Regions from separate parts of the Homo sapiens genome. Here region 2 is linked to region 1. A link is a contact called in ENCODE Hi-C or POLR2A ChIA-PET data. All regions are on one chromosome and are shown on one strand. Each heading gives the region's core, a stretch centred on a gene start or an enhancer-like site at or near the end of the contact. The rest is flanking DNA. Distances are from core to core; before and after follow the strand shown.

The links. Hi-C counts contacts between places; a loop is a spot of excess contacts on that map. ChIA-PET counts read pairs that join two places held with the same protein, here RNA polymerase II (POLR2A). Pooled maps may share reads with other maps.
Region 2: a pooled map shows a loop between it and region 1 (5-fold over the local background). The contact joins two enhancer-like sites. A Hi-C loop is called at or near these places in 1 of 168 maps with a recorded cell type or tissue (naive thymus-derived CD4-positive, alpha-beta T cell), 3 of 37 single-sample maps with no recorded cell type and 9 of 50 pooled maps. POLR2A ChIA-PET finds 5 or more read pairs at or near these places in 6 of 52 experiments (A549, GM12878, Panc1 and 3 more).

Annotation. Positions count from the first base shown.
Region 1 is chr3:69,321,837-69,329,472 of GRCh38, reverse strand. All of the region lies in intron 1 of FRMD4B (FERM domain containing 4B), which reads left to right. Among named protein-coding and RNA genes, the nearest start is that of FRMD4B, 60 kb to the left of the region's middle. Within about 2 kb of position 4,657, at least 2 of the 41 ENCODE cell types and tissues checked have a DNase peak (open chromatin) inside an H3K27ac peak, as active enhancers do.
Region 2 is chr3:69,088,655-69,095,476 of GRCh38, reverse strand. The region is part of intron 1 of ARL6IP5 (ARF like GTPase 6 interacting protein 5); the gene reads right to left. Among named protein-coding and RNA genes, the nearest start is that of ARL6IP5, 7.1 kb to the right of the region's middle. Within about 2 kb of position 3,401, at least 12 of the 41 ENCODE cell types and tissues checked have a DNase peak (open chromatin) inside an H3K27ac peak, as active enhancers do.

The DNA of each region.
Region 1 (7,636 bases), core at 3,408-5,907:
GAGGCTGAGGTAGGAGAATTGCTTGAACCCGGGAGGGAGAAGTTGCAGTGAGCAGAGATTGCGCTACTGCACTCCAGCCTGGGTGACGGAATGAGACTCTGTCTCAAAACATAAAAATAAAAATAAAGAAATAAATTATAATAGTCACCTTTATGTTGGCCTCTGTTCGCCAAGTTCTATGCACAACAACCCTGGAAGGTATTAGTAAATCTATTTTAGAGATTTAAAATAGTAAGTCCTACTAAAGTTAAGTAAGCTGGGCTTCAAACAGAATTCTCTGTAAACCTGAAGCCTCTGTTTGTTCATCTTTATCACGTGGTCTCTCAACGGCCTCCACATCCTGAGTGTTCTGACCATCACTTTCTCCACTGGTATGCTGGTAAATGTTTCTCAGCTGTTACTGGAAAGTGGTCCTGATCCAGAGCCCAAGAGTTCTTAGATCTCGAGCAGGAAAGAATTTAGGATGAGTCCATAGAGTAAAGTGAAAGCAAGTTTATTAGAGAAGTAAAGAAACAAAAGAATGGCCACTCCATAGGCAGAGCAGCACCGAGAGCTGCTAGATGGCTATTTTTATGATTATTTCTTGATCATATGCTAAACAAGGGGTGGGTTATTCATGAATTTTCCAGGAAACAGGCAGGCAGTTCCCAGAAGTGAGGGTTCCTTCCCTTTTTAGACAATATAGGGTAACTTCTGGATGTTGCCATGGCATTTGTAAACTGTCATGGTGCTGGTGAGAGTGTCTTAAAGCATGCAATTGCATTATAATTAGTGTATAATGAGCAGTGAGGACTACCAGAGGTCTTTTTTCATCACCATCTTGGTTTTGGTGGGTTTTGGCTGGCTTCTTTGCTGTGTCCTGTTTTATCAGCTGAGTCTTTATGACCTGTATCTTGTGATACCAGCCCTGCTGACCTCCTATCTCATCCTGTGACTAAGAATGCCTGACCTCCTGTGAATGCAGCCCAGTAGGTCTCAGCCTTATTTTACCCAGGTCCTATTCAAGATGGAGTCACTCCAGTGCAAACACCTCTGACACAACCAGCTCTGGGGAAAAAGGGACACTGATTTGCAACACTTGCCATTTTCTGTGGTGTAAATACTCTCACCTTGACTGACTTACTGATCTGGGAAGAGACGAGCAGTAGCATATCATTAAATGGTGTTACTTCCATGCAGATTCAATAACCACAAGAGCAAAGGTCATAGTAAATGTAGTAAAACAATTGGAAAGTGAAGAGTTTTATTACCTTTGCTTTTAATGCGATTTATTTCATTGTAAGTTCATATTAGTTGTACCTAACAACCAGCTTGAAAATGGGACAGTGGGCTTTCGTGAGTGGCCAAGAGCCAGCTCTCCACCACCATTCTGTCTCTCAAAAGATCTTTCCTCCCAGTTATGTTCCCTGGTGCTTGCCAATAAATCTTTTTTTTCTTAACTCCTTTTTCATATTTCTATGTTCTCCTGACCTGTGGCTTCCAGTTTTGTTGTTTTGTTTTAATCGTTGAATCCCACATTGGCTTCAAAAAGAGTCTGAATCCCATTTAAAAACACAGCCTGCATTAGGTGACAAGGAAGCTTCATGACTAAATAATATAAGCCTGTAAGTTGAGAGGAAATATTTCTTCTGTGACAGTGAAACAAGTCCTGGATGTTAAGATTAAGAATTTTTCTATATGTCCCAAATGAGTTTGACTTTTCTGTTTTTACAATTTGGTGATGCTTTTCTAAAACCCTTACCCAAATATGATGTTTCTACCAACAAATCAGAGATAGGCTAGGACTCTGGACCTAATACAATCCGTTTGTTTTAATTATAAACTCCCTAAGGAGGACTTATTTCAGCCTCTACCTATACATGAGTCACAAAAAATAAAGAGACTTGGAAAAGCATAAATCAGAGACATTCTAACAGGGTTGACGAAAAATTGAAACATGAAAACCCTGAGAGTAAGCATGTACTCCATAATTAATGTAAAGTTGATTCTGATTTTCTAATTAATTTTTGCTAATTCTTAGGTTCTCAGGACGATGTATGTGATTTGTTTGCTTTGTGAGTGGCTTCCATTGAGCCCAGGATTTCCAAATGTATTATACCGTGAATAGGCAATACCTAGAATATCTTTAAATTACAAGTACTGCAGTTTATTTTCAATATCTCTTCACACAAGTTACACTTGAGACTTTTAAGTCTTTGAAAGACGCAGTACTTTTTTACTCCTTCCTACAGGTTGTTTTTCACGGGAAAAGAGAAAACTGACAGTTGGCAAAGCAAAAAGTTTCCAAACCACAGGGTGTCTGCTGCTTGCATACTCACTGAAGCCAAAATTTCCATTTTCTACAAGGCAACTGGAGAACTTTCATTTCTGGTTAACCTGAACTGCAGATGAAAATGAAAATCCCCCCACCCCCAACCCACAGGCTGTGCTCTCAGCTTTTCTTAGTTCCATTTTTGTGACTTTTCCTGTTTACAGTATCTGTGCCCTCCCATTTTTTTGTTTTTTTATTTTTGACTCATTGATACTGTACCATGACGTCTAAAAATACAGCCTAACAACTGGTTTTAAGCAACGAGGCTGTTTCTTTCTGGAGAGGAACAGCAGAAATATCCTGCATGTTTTTCTGAAAATAAACATTTGACAGTCTCTTCTTGGTGCCTAACATGAGTTTCTAATTGGAAAAGCACAGTCAGAATATAAAGAGAATCTTGCTTTTCACTGAAGTTTCTTCCATGTAGATATATACCCTGATTTTTCCCTCTCATGTTGTTTGTTGAGCACCTTTTTGAGCTTGGCCTAGCCCCTTATAAACTGTGGGACCTCAGACAAGTCATTCTCAACTTCGTGGAATCTCAGATTATGGAAACTATCTGCTTCACAGGTAGGTTTGAGAGCTCAATGGGGAAAATGTATGTAAAAGCAGATGGCATAGGCAAAGCCATGAACACATATTAACTTGCATTTTATGGAGATGAGAACAAAGGAATGATCTGGTCACAATCAGATAAGGTGTTAGAGTTTACCACCTTCCTTCCCCAGATTTGGACATATGGACAGCTAAAAATGGTGGTTGTAAGTTAGTCTGTTGATTATCACTAGAAAAAATCAGATTGAATGAATCCCCAGCTATTAGGTTTTTGGGTCTCTCCAGGGTTTAACTGGCGGGTTGATTGTCAACTTAAACATGACAGCTTAGTGTCTTAATAATGTAGAAGAGGCTGGGCATGGTGGCTTATGCCTATAATCCCAGCACTATGGGAGGCCGAGGCGGGAGGATCACTTGAGCCCAGGAGTTCAAGACTAGCCTAGGCAACATAGTGAGACCTTATCTCTACAAAAAAAAAAAAAAAAAATTGATTAGCCAGGCATGATGGTGTGCACCTGTAGTTCCATTTACTTGGGAGGCTGTGGTGGGAGGATTGCGTGAGCCCAGGAGGCTGAAGCTACAGTGAGCTATGGTCCACTCCAGCCTGGGTGATAGAGAGAGAGACCTTGTCTCAAATAATAATAATCTAGGAAAACTTTTTTCTTGAGAGAAGTACGCACTTAAGCAAATTAAAATAACCATTTCTGGAGAACAGGATAGTACTCAATAGCTTAGACATTATTTCCACTAATAATAGTACTCACGGCACTAGGGTAAGGATAAACTGGTAATACATGTCAAGCACTTAGCACAGACTCTAACACCTAACCTATACTCAATAAATGGTGTATTACTGATGATACAATTATCATCTGTGCTTTAAGGTAGAGTTTATAATCAGTTCAACCTGCCTTAATACAAGAGGCAAACCCAAATGAGACTGATTTTTTATCCTTTCCATTTCATAGGGGCAGAAACTGAGATTTAGAGAGATACCATGATATTCTCTTAGGTAAATAGCAGGGCTGGGACACAAACTCAAACCTCGTGACTCTAAATCCTGTGTGCTTCTCATTGACACTAGGCTGGTGTCTCCTGATGGCCTTCAGCTCCAGGCTTAATAAGTTGCTTTGCTTCTTTATTTTTCTTTCTTCCTTTAAAACCTGGCTTTTCTTTTCACCAGACTTATCAGATCAGGCTAGAATCTGATAAGGGATTGTCATTTATGAGAATGCCCTCCCCAGGGAATGTCTGCCCGAAGCTGGCTGGAATTGCCTGCCAGGTTGGCATTAGAGCTGCAGCAATGGCCGTCCATTGACTGGCCAGCCTTTCTTGTTTACTTTCTCCCAACCTCTGTAAGGCAGAAAGGAGCATGCAGTTAAATGTTTAGAAAACACCATCAGCCCTCCAGTCTCTACTGGGAGCCACTTGACCAAGAGCAGTGGTCCAATATAAGTTCTCTCCATCAATTAATTTCTTTTCTTTCTTTCTTTCTTTCTTTCTTTCTTTCTTTCTTTCTTTTTTTTTTTTTAGACAGTATCTCACTGTTGCCCAGGCTGGAGTACAGTGGCACAGTTATGGCTCACTGCAACTCGAAACACCTGGGCTCAAGTGATCTTCCTGCCTCAGCCTCTCAAGTACATAGGACTACAGGTACACGCCTGGCTAATTTTTTGTAGAGACAGGGTCTTACCCTGTTGCTCAGGCTGATCTCAGACTCCTGGGCTCAAGCAATCCCCCCCCGCCTCAGCCTTCCAAAACATTAGGGTTACAGGAGGGAACCACCACATCCGGCCTTCTCCATCAATTTCCTCATTTCTCGTGCTTCCTGGGTAAAGAGAAGTGAGTTTTGCACATGCTTAGAACTCAATTCCATTGCCAGTTTATCTACTTCAGAGCCCTTATTATCTGAAAATATCATATTTGTTTAATTGTTACTAGTTTCTTTTTTTCTCCTCACCTCTAAAGCAGTTGTTCTCAAAAGAGGTGATTTTGCGTCCCAGGGGACATTTGGCAAGGTCTGGAGACATATGGGGGAGGATCTACTGACATCTAGTGGGTAGAGGTCAGGGATGCTGTTTAGCACCCTATAGTGCCCAGGACTATGCTCCGCAATAATGAGTTATCTGGCTGCAAATACCAATGAAGTTGAGAACTGTAGGACAAGCTCCAGAGATAATGCCCTTTCAGTCTTATTGGCTGGTATATAATAGTGCCAAGAACAGTGCTTGCACTTAGAGAGTGCTCAGCACATATTGGTTAAGTGAATGAATGAACACATAATCCAGAGCTTTTCCACACTGAATTAATTACATGTGTGCTAGGCTACATCTTAAGCCCAGAGTAATATGGAGTCAGGTCCAGGAGGCCACATAACTGACAAATATCATCCTGTACCCTGAGTGTTCACATATGCATGACACAGCCATGGAAGCATCCCAACAGGTGGAGATTAATTCCATCCTGACTGCCCAAGGAAGATCAATAGCAAACATAGACACCATTTTTAGCAGCTGCCCATATTTCATCAGTGTGGGGCCAGGAAGTAGCCAAGGGATGGTGATTGTAAAACCTTTCTCTTCTTCTGGCCTTGCTTCGAGACAGTGGCCTGAACCAGCCAACTCTGGTTTGGTGAGTCTGGATCAAGCTTTTCAGAGCAGTGTTAGGCTTCGCAATCAAGGTGATACATTAAGTGCCTAAACTACATGTGATTTAATATATAGGATGTATGAGATAGGAAATACTTTGTACTGAAGTAATATAGCCCTTAAGAGCATGGATTCTGGAGTCAGAACACCTAGGTTTACATCCTACTCTGCCTCTTCCTGGCCCTATGACCTTGTAAGGTGGGTCAGCCATGTACCTTTTCTGAGCCTCAATTTTCTCATCCATAAAATGAAGCTAGTAATGGAATCCACCTTACAGAGTTCTTATGAAAATTCATTTAAAACGCATATATATATATATATATATATATATATATATATATATATATATACACAGAGAGAGAGAGAGAGAGTTGGGTTTTTGTTTTGTTTTTTTGAGACAGAGTCTCGCTGTGTCGCCCAGGCTGGAGTGCAGTGGTGCGACCTCAGCTCACTGCAACCTCCACCCACTGGGTTCAAGCAATTCTGCCTCAGCCTCCCAAGTAGCTGGGATTACAGCATGCGCTACCATGCCGAGCTAATTTTTTTGTATTTTTAGTAGAGAGGGGGTTTCACCATATTGGCCAGGCTGGTCTCAAATTCCTGACCTCAGGTGATCTGCCCACCTCAGCCTCCCAAAGTGCTGGGATTACAGGCATGAGCCACCACGCCCGGCCATAAAAGGCCCTTTGTATATAAATGAAAGGATTTGGGATAGTTATCAGGCACACAGTCAGCAGCTGTTATCTTTGTTAGCATTTCTCTTAAGGCATGTTACTCAATTACTCAATTTCAGCTTTGGCAAACTGAATTCTCCTCTTCTTTGTCATTCCTCCCCTCTTCCCTCATTTCATTTTCCTTTCCTCCTTTGCTTCTTTTACACTGCCTGCTTTTCTCCCTCCCTCATTGTCTTTTTCCTTCTCCACTTCCAGTGAACCTGCAAGAGATGTACAGGAGTCCTACTTTGGTACGACTGATGGAACCTGAGATTCTACCCAACTTTATCACTGTATGACCAGGCACCACTTAACCTCTGTGCACTTCAGTTTGGTCATCTATGAAATCTAAACAGAAATCTCATGCCCATAACCCCATCACTTCAAGAGGCCAACGTGGGAAAAAATTGCTTGAGTCCAGGAGTTCGAGACCAGCCTGGGCGATACAGCAAGACCCCATCTCTACAAAAAAATAGAAAAAGTTAGCCAGGTGTGGTGGCACATGCCTGTGGTCCCAGCTATTCAGGAGGCTGAGGTGGGAGGACTGCTTGAGCCCAGCAGGTCGAGGCTGCAGTGAGTCATGTTCATGCCACTGTACTCCAGCCTGGGCAACAGAGCAAGACCCTGTCTCAAAAAAAAAAAAAAAAAAAAGAGAGAGAGAAAAATCTAAACAATGACTCTCCCTGGTAGGGTTGTTAGCAACATGAAAGAAGTCACTACACATGTGAAGCACTCCATACTCGTGTGACATGTAGTAAGTGTTTGCTAGAAGCTAGGAGAATCATTTATTGACACTTAAAAAAGAAGTCTCCAGTGATTGCACATTGGGAGGGTAGGCACTGTCTTGAAAGAACTTGAGGGAAAATCACAGCTGACTCCATTTGGAGACATCTGTGTCAGTCTAGGCCATTCTCTGAACGGGAGTGTCAATAGCTCATATTCAGTCAACACCCAGAGATGATATAAAGGGGCCCTGTTCAGCTAGGGTTGACATCATTAGGGTGAAATATAAAACTCCATCCACTCAATAGATCCCAAAGTAAGAACGTCCTAGATACATCCTTCTCCCGCTCTCCAGTTCCTCCAGAATATCTCATCTGATGAGGAGTTTAATAACACACCTTGTTCTCTGGGTGGAAAGAGTGTTTTTTATGTGTGAGTTTTTCTGGGCCAGGGCTTGGGAGTTGCCTGGAAAATCCTCGCTTTGGATTGTGCTCTGTCTGTTTAAATCATTTGTGAGCCAGACGCAATGGCTCACAGCTGTAATCCCAGCACTTTGGGAAGCCAAGGCAGGAGGACTACTTGAGCCTGGGGGTTGAAGACAAGCCTGGGCAACATAGTGAGATCTCCATCTGTACAAAAAATTAGCCAGGTGTGGTGGCACTTGCCTATAGTCCCAGCTATTCGGG
Region 2 (6,822 bases), core at 2,152-4,651, 230 kb after region 1:
GAAACAGCAGGACCTAGTTTTGCAACTCAAAAACCGTTATGTTTTTCTATTGTGAAATTAAAAATATATTAATACATATGTTTGTATATATTTTAATTATATATATTTAAAATATGAACATGTATTACCCAATTCCAATAAATAATTAATAAATCTTTCCCTATAATAGTTACACATTCTAGAGCAGTCATTTATGGTTATAAAAAGGTTTAGAATCCCATCACAGAAATTTTGTAGCAGTCTTCAAAGATGAATCAGTCTAGTCCAATTATACAGATAACTAAACTGAGGCCCAGAGAAGAAACATATCCAAAGGGATCCAGGAGAGAAACAAGAAAACAAGGGTGCCAGTTGTGGCAGCAACTCACAGTAGAACCCATTCTGTCATGTTAACCGGCTTTAAGGATTTCCCCCACACTCTAAGTAACCTACTATAACCAAGGATCATCCTGGAAAATCCCTCTGCACTCTCATTTCTCTCTGAAACAAGGTGGCTATTAGTGGGTGTGGATACAGGTCCTAAACTTCCCAACGTGATTCAGTAGCTATGTCTATAGTTTTACCACAAGTTACTGAAAGGGGAAAAAAAAATCTCACAAAATTTTAGAGCTAGGAAGGATCTTGCTAACCCACCTCATTTTACACGTAAGCAAGCTAAAGAATATACAAGTTAATAAATTTGTCCAAGGCCACCAATTGCAAAGTTGGCAATAAAAGTTTGCCATAACAGAAATCCTCGGATCAACTCAAGGCCACATTTGGTGACTCCTGTCAGGCTGCAAGGCCAAAAAGAACCACCAAAGAGGCAGCAAAATATTTCCTGAGGAGTACAGGCAGCTTTGCACTGAGTTCCAATTTTCTAGCCGAAAAAGCTATTTTTGAAGTGTGGTTTCTGAGGAAGGCTGACTCACCGAAAAAGTGGGGAACAATATACTCACGGTGGACTTCTCTAAATTGGCGATGTTTCTCTGTGGTCCTTAATCAGCCAGAGGGATCACTGCAAATATGAACCCACCCAACCATTTTCTTTTCATTGTTCTTAAACTAAAAACAGAATTCTTTAAACATTCTACAAGGCTTCGCAGGGTCTGGCCCCTGCCTGCCTCTGCAGCCAGGGCCACTGTATATAGGTGTGGAGTTGGTGCCTGGCTGAGGGGGTAAGTGGGGCCTGGAATCCAGGTCACACACTCCACAAGCCAAGGCCAAAATTTGGCTTTGGCTGTAACTGCTAGGAGAGGAAGAAGTGCCTTAGTAATTAGCATGAGGGAACTCTCAGGGCTAGCAGCTGGCCTACCTGCCAGGTTTGTCACACCATCTCCTGATTGCACCCCCATCCACTCAGGGTTTCTATCTACCCCAGAACTCACCTTGCCTTTTGCCATCTCAGGGTGAGGTGAATCAGGCAGAGAGGATACTTTGCACACAGGCCTCACTCCACCCTCCTTCAAGTCTCAGCTCAGCCAGCCTTTCCTCAGTCTCTCTGACCAGAGCACAGCTCCATATGCCTTTTCTTTTCTTTCCTCAAGAAAGGTTCTTCCTCTGTCACTCAAGCTGGAGTATGATGGCATGGTCATAGCTCACTGCAGCCTCTTTCTCCCACACTCAAGTGACCTTCCTCAGCCTTCTGAGTAGCTGAAACTACAGACTACAGGTGAGTGCCAGCTTGCCTGGCTAATTTTTAATTTTTTTCTTTTCTTTTCTTTTTTTTTTTTTTTTGAGACAGAATCTCCCTCTGTCGGCAGGCTGAAGTGCAGTGACACAATCTTGGCTCGCTGCAACCTCTGACTCCCTGGTTCAAACAATTCTCCTGCCTCAGCCTCTCCAGTAGCTGGGATTAAAGCATGCGCCACCACACCCAGCTAATTTTTACATTTTTAGTAGAGACGATGTTTCACCATGTTGGCCAGGCTGGTCTCGAACTCCTGACCTCAAGTGATCTGCCTGCCTCAGCCTCCCAAAGTGGAGAGCTATTTTTGACTATAGGCATAAATGTGGGCTTTGGACACAAATTCGTCTTGAGTAAATGAGAACAGTGTCTCCTTGGCCTAAGGATCATGGAATAAAGGAGACTGTACAGTAGGTAAAACTGAACAGGAGCCTGTCTCTTTTGTTACAGAAAGGTCATAGTGAGATTTTCCTAACCAACTGAATTAGGAAGGCCTAGAGGATTTATTGTATTCTTGCCATTCCCTAAATATTTACTGTATCCTGTGTAATTTGGCACAAATTAAACACTCGCATCCAAACCAACCATTGTCTTTTTAACAGTTGGCATGTTAAAAGTGTTCATACTAAGACATGCCTTAGGAACCTCCAGATTTTCTTTTGTTTTTAATAAACAACAGGTTGGACTCGGATTAGAAACCATAAATCTGACGCTTCCCACAGTGACGGAGCTTCAAATAATAGTTGTGTACAAAGCTCTGATTAGACTTCATAAAACCCTTTTTAACTTTTCATTATGGAAAACTAACATATACATAGGTAGAGAGAATAATGTATAATGAATCTTCATGTATGCTCATCACTGCTTTCACAATTAGCAACCCATGGTTACTCTTAACAACCAATACTTTTTGGGGAACAGAAGTGGAAAGATATTTGTTTACAAACTGTTCTTCTTGAATGATTTTAGAAAATTAAAAAAAAAAAAAAAAGGCTGGGTACAGTGGCTCACACCTGTAATCCCAGCACTTTGGGAGGCTGAGGTGGGGGGATAACTTGAGGCTAGGAGTTCGACACCAGCCTGGCCAACATGGTGAAACCCCGTCTCTACTTAAAAATACAAAAATTAGCCAGGCATAATTGTGTGTGCCTGTAATCACTTAAAAATACAAAAATTAGCCAGGCATAGTTGTGCGTGCCTGTAATCCCAGCTACTTGGAGGCTAAGGCAGGAGAATCGCTTGAACCTGGGAGGCAGAGGTTGTAGTGAGCCAAGATCCTGCCATGGCATCCAGCTTGGGCGATGCAGAGAGACTCTGTCTTAACAAAACAAAACAAACAAAAGCTACTGAGAACTGTCACATGGCAAATTCTTACAGAGCTGTGGAGAGAAGACAGGGGCTGGACAAATGCTAACGAGCTTGGTAACACAGACTTCCTTCTCACAAGTTTCCTGTCTATTTACCCCTCACTAACCCCCAATTTCTGCATTCTTTTTCCTCTGAGACAAGGAGAAGCTGCACCAATGAGATATGAAGCAGATTAGAAGAAGCAGGGCTTTCTGCCTTCCAGGTGTCTCCTTTAGCAAATTGCATAACGAGAAGGAAGGCCAGGAAATCCTATCATATATCAATGATGAATGCTTGCAAACCTGAAGTTGTTAGCCTGAAGGTTTTGCCTAAAATTACAGGGCTTGAAGGCATTCTCAGAAACAGGAAGCCACGCTCATTTCAAGAGACAGAGGATGGTATTAAGGGTGAAGGCATTCTCAGAAACAGGAAGCCACGCTCATTTCAAGAGACAGAGGATGGTATTAAGGGTTAAGTTTTCTGAAGCTGAGTGATAAGGATAGAATTCATTTGTCCAAAAAATAAAAAATACAAAATTTCCAATATTGATGCTTAATTAGATATTAAGTGGGTAGGTCAAGAATGGGTCTTGACCTTTTTGAACTGGATTTCCTGTACAGAGCTCTCTGTCCCTAAGCTGATGGAGAGCTTCTCCTTTCTAAGACAGGGGGCCAGGAATCCAAAATACACTCATTTATTTGCACACTTACCTAGAATCATTGTAAATCCTTACCTAGGGAAAGGAAACAGAAACTACCAACCAAAGGCCAAAAGTAGCAGGCAACATTGAAAAAAAAAAAAAAAAAAAAGCTGGACGGAGAGGGGAGAGAAGTTCAGATAAACAAAGTTACATAAATAGTATCAAAGGTGTGCCAGCCATACCTCTCGCCTGTCATCCCAGCACTTTCGGAGACCAAGGCAGGAGGATTGCTTGAGCCCAGGAGTTCGAAACCAGCCTGGGCAACATGGCAAAAACCCTTCTCTACAAAAAAAAATACAACAATTAGCCAGGCTGGTGGCACATGCCTATAGTCCCAGCTACTTAAGATGCTGAGGCAGGAGGATCACCTGAGCCCAGGGAGGTAGAGGCTGTAGTGAGCCATGACTGCGCCACCATACTCCAGCCTGGGCAATAGAGTGAAACCCTGTCTCAAAATATATATATATGTATGTATATACACACACATATACACACATACACTGTCAGAGGTTATTTAATGAAAAGCAATCCTTATTAAAGATTTATATTTACTTATTTATTTTTTACACGGCGTCTCACTCTGTTACCCAGGCTGTAGTGCAGTGGCGTGCGTTCTTGGCTCATTGCAACCTCCGCCTCCCACGCTCAAAAGATCCTCCCACCTCAGCCTCCCAAGTAGCTGGGACCACAGATGCATGCCACCACGCCAGGCTAATTTTTTCTATTTTTGGTAGAGATGGGGTTTCGCCATGTTGCCCGGGCTGGTCTTAAACTCCTGAGCTTAGGTGATCTACCCGCCTCGGCCTCCCAAAGGGCTGGGATCACAGGCGTGAGCCATCATGTCCAGCCTAGATAAAGATTTTGAGATTAAAATGTTACTGTGTGTTGACAGACCTCTTAAAGTTCTGTATTCAGAAGAAACACATAAGCCATCAGAGGAAGACAGGTGCCAGCCTCAAATGCAAATAAATGGGCATCGAAGGGCAGGAGAATTCTGGGAGGATTTGGGAAGGCTGGTGGAGTTGTACTCCTGACTGTATCCTCAGGGCCTAGACAGTGTCTACCACATGGTAGGTGCTCAGTATTTGTTCAATGGAATAGAAGGATCTGAGCTGTGGGTTAGGATAGTAAAATTTAAAAAAACCTTTTTCCTGTCTACATACTCAATGCCTCCCCTATTCCCAACACCTGAGAGATTTGGAATTTGGAGTAATAATGTACAGGGGAGATCAGGTAAGTCAGGTTGAGAAGGATGTGTTTATGTAGGTGTGTATTTCTGTACACTTGCTATACTTGTATACAAATTAGTTATCATGTGTTCAGTGTGGTCTTGCTGCCTTTCCGTGAAGGCAGGAATCACAGCTGTCCTATTCTTCACTATCTCCTAGCAGTGTCTGAGAAGTTGGTAAGTGCTTCATACTCTTTGTTAATTGAATGAATGAAGCAACACAAATAAGAGTAATGTTGTAGAACTGGTGTTGAAGCTGACTAATCTCAAAAACATTTCCACTTGCTTTAGTATAAACAGACTGCAACTCATTCTATCTGCAATCATTTCAATAGATTCTGATCCAGAGCCTCCCAGGGTTGCCTTACGCTTTTTTTCCTCTACCAACTGGAAACTTGGTTCTTCATCTTTACAGCATTTAAAGGTACAAACAATACGAACATTTCATAATACCAGATGCTGGGAGCCACAGGCCTAGAACATATTACAGAGCCACCAAGCCACGTTCATTTTGAAAAGATTACATTAATGCTGTTTTCAAACTTATAATTACCAGCCTTCTAGAAACTCCTTACCATCTTGAGTAACTGAAAGCATAAAGTGGCAGCTGTCAATTCCACCCTCCTGCAACATCTCCATAGGCCAAATGATCAGGCCACATGGTGAGGAGTTACTTCAGCTGAGAAATCATGGGCTCATTCCTTCAGCAGCTACATGGTTCTATCTAAAGGGGGAGGCACAAATGTATATACATAAGAATACATGCAGCTCTCTTGCTGGAGAAGCAGCAGAGGCATTTTTATATGTTGCAAATTCTGTGTGTGGTTGGTGATTCTGAGGCCATACCAGAAAATATGAGTTCTAATGGCAGAAAATAATTTTTTTTTTTTTTTTTTTTAGACAGGGTTTCACTATGTTGCCCAGGCTAGTCTTAAACTCCTGGCCTTGAGCAATCCTCCCATCTCTGCCTCCCGAAGTGTTGGGATTACAGGTGTGAGCCACTATACCCATCCAGGAAAGAACTTTTCAGAATAAGACAGCAATAGCATTGCAAATATTGTAAGAGTCAGGGATGCAGTTGAATTTGGTTAATCAAGAGCTTTAGAAAATTTGCAATATGGCTTAATGGAAAAAATATTTCACTTCCTATTATTAGCAGCTTTAGTTCCAATTAGCCTGTGACCTCGAGCTTTTACATTTCAGAAGTTACGGGGTTCAAGAGGATCAGTATTTCTCCTAGGGGTGTATAATCACAATCACTTAGGAAGTTAGAGAAAAAGAAAAAAACAACAGATGCCTGGACCCTGCCAAGAACTATACATTTTGAATCACGGAAGGTGACACCTGGGCATATAGGTATATTTATTTAAATTTTCTTTTGAGCCAGACCAATCCAGTGCCTCTCAGATTTTAATGTACCTATGAATCATCTGAGACTTTTGTTAAAATGTAGATTCTAACCCAGTAGGTCTGAAATGGGGCCTGAGATGCTTCACTTCTGACAAGCTCTCAGGCGAAAGATGCTGCTGTTCCATGGCTCACACACTGAACAGAGTTCTCCAGCTCAAATCATTTGGCATTCCATTAAGCACAAAGAAGTTTTCATCCACAACTAGAATGTATCACACGCTTAGTACTTAAATTGCAAGTGTCATTAGGTGTTGCCTTTGTTTTTCACTTTGAAGATCAAGGTAGAGACTTCTATTGTTGTGTGTGATGTGAAAAGAATATCTTAATCCCAAAACGTCTCACATCAAGGATGCAGAAGGTAAGCTATGGCAACTTCGATCTTAGACACTTTTCCTTCTTGATGTAAAGGATCCAAAGGCATTTCCAGCAAAACGCAAGTTTCCTAGCCTGTTATTCATGCTATTCCTTTTA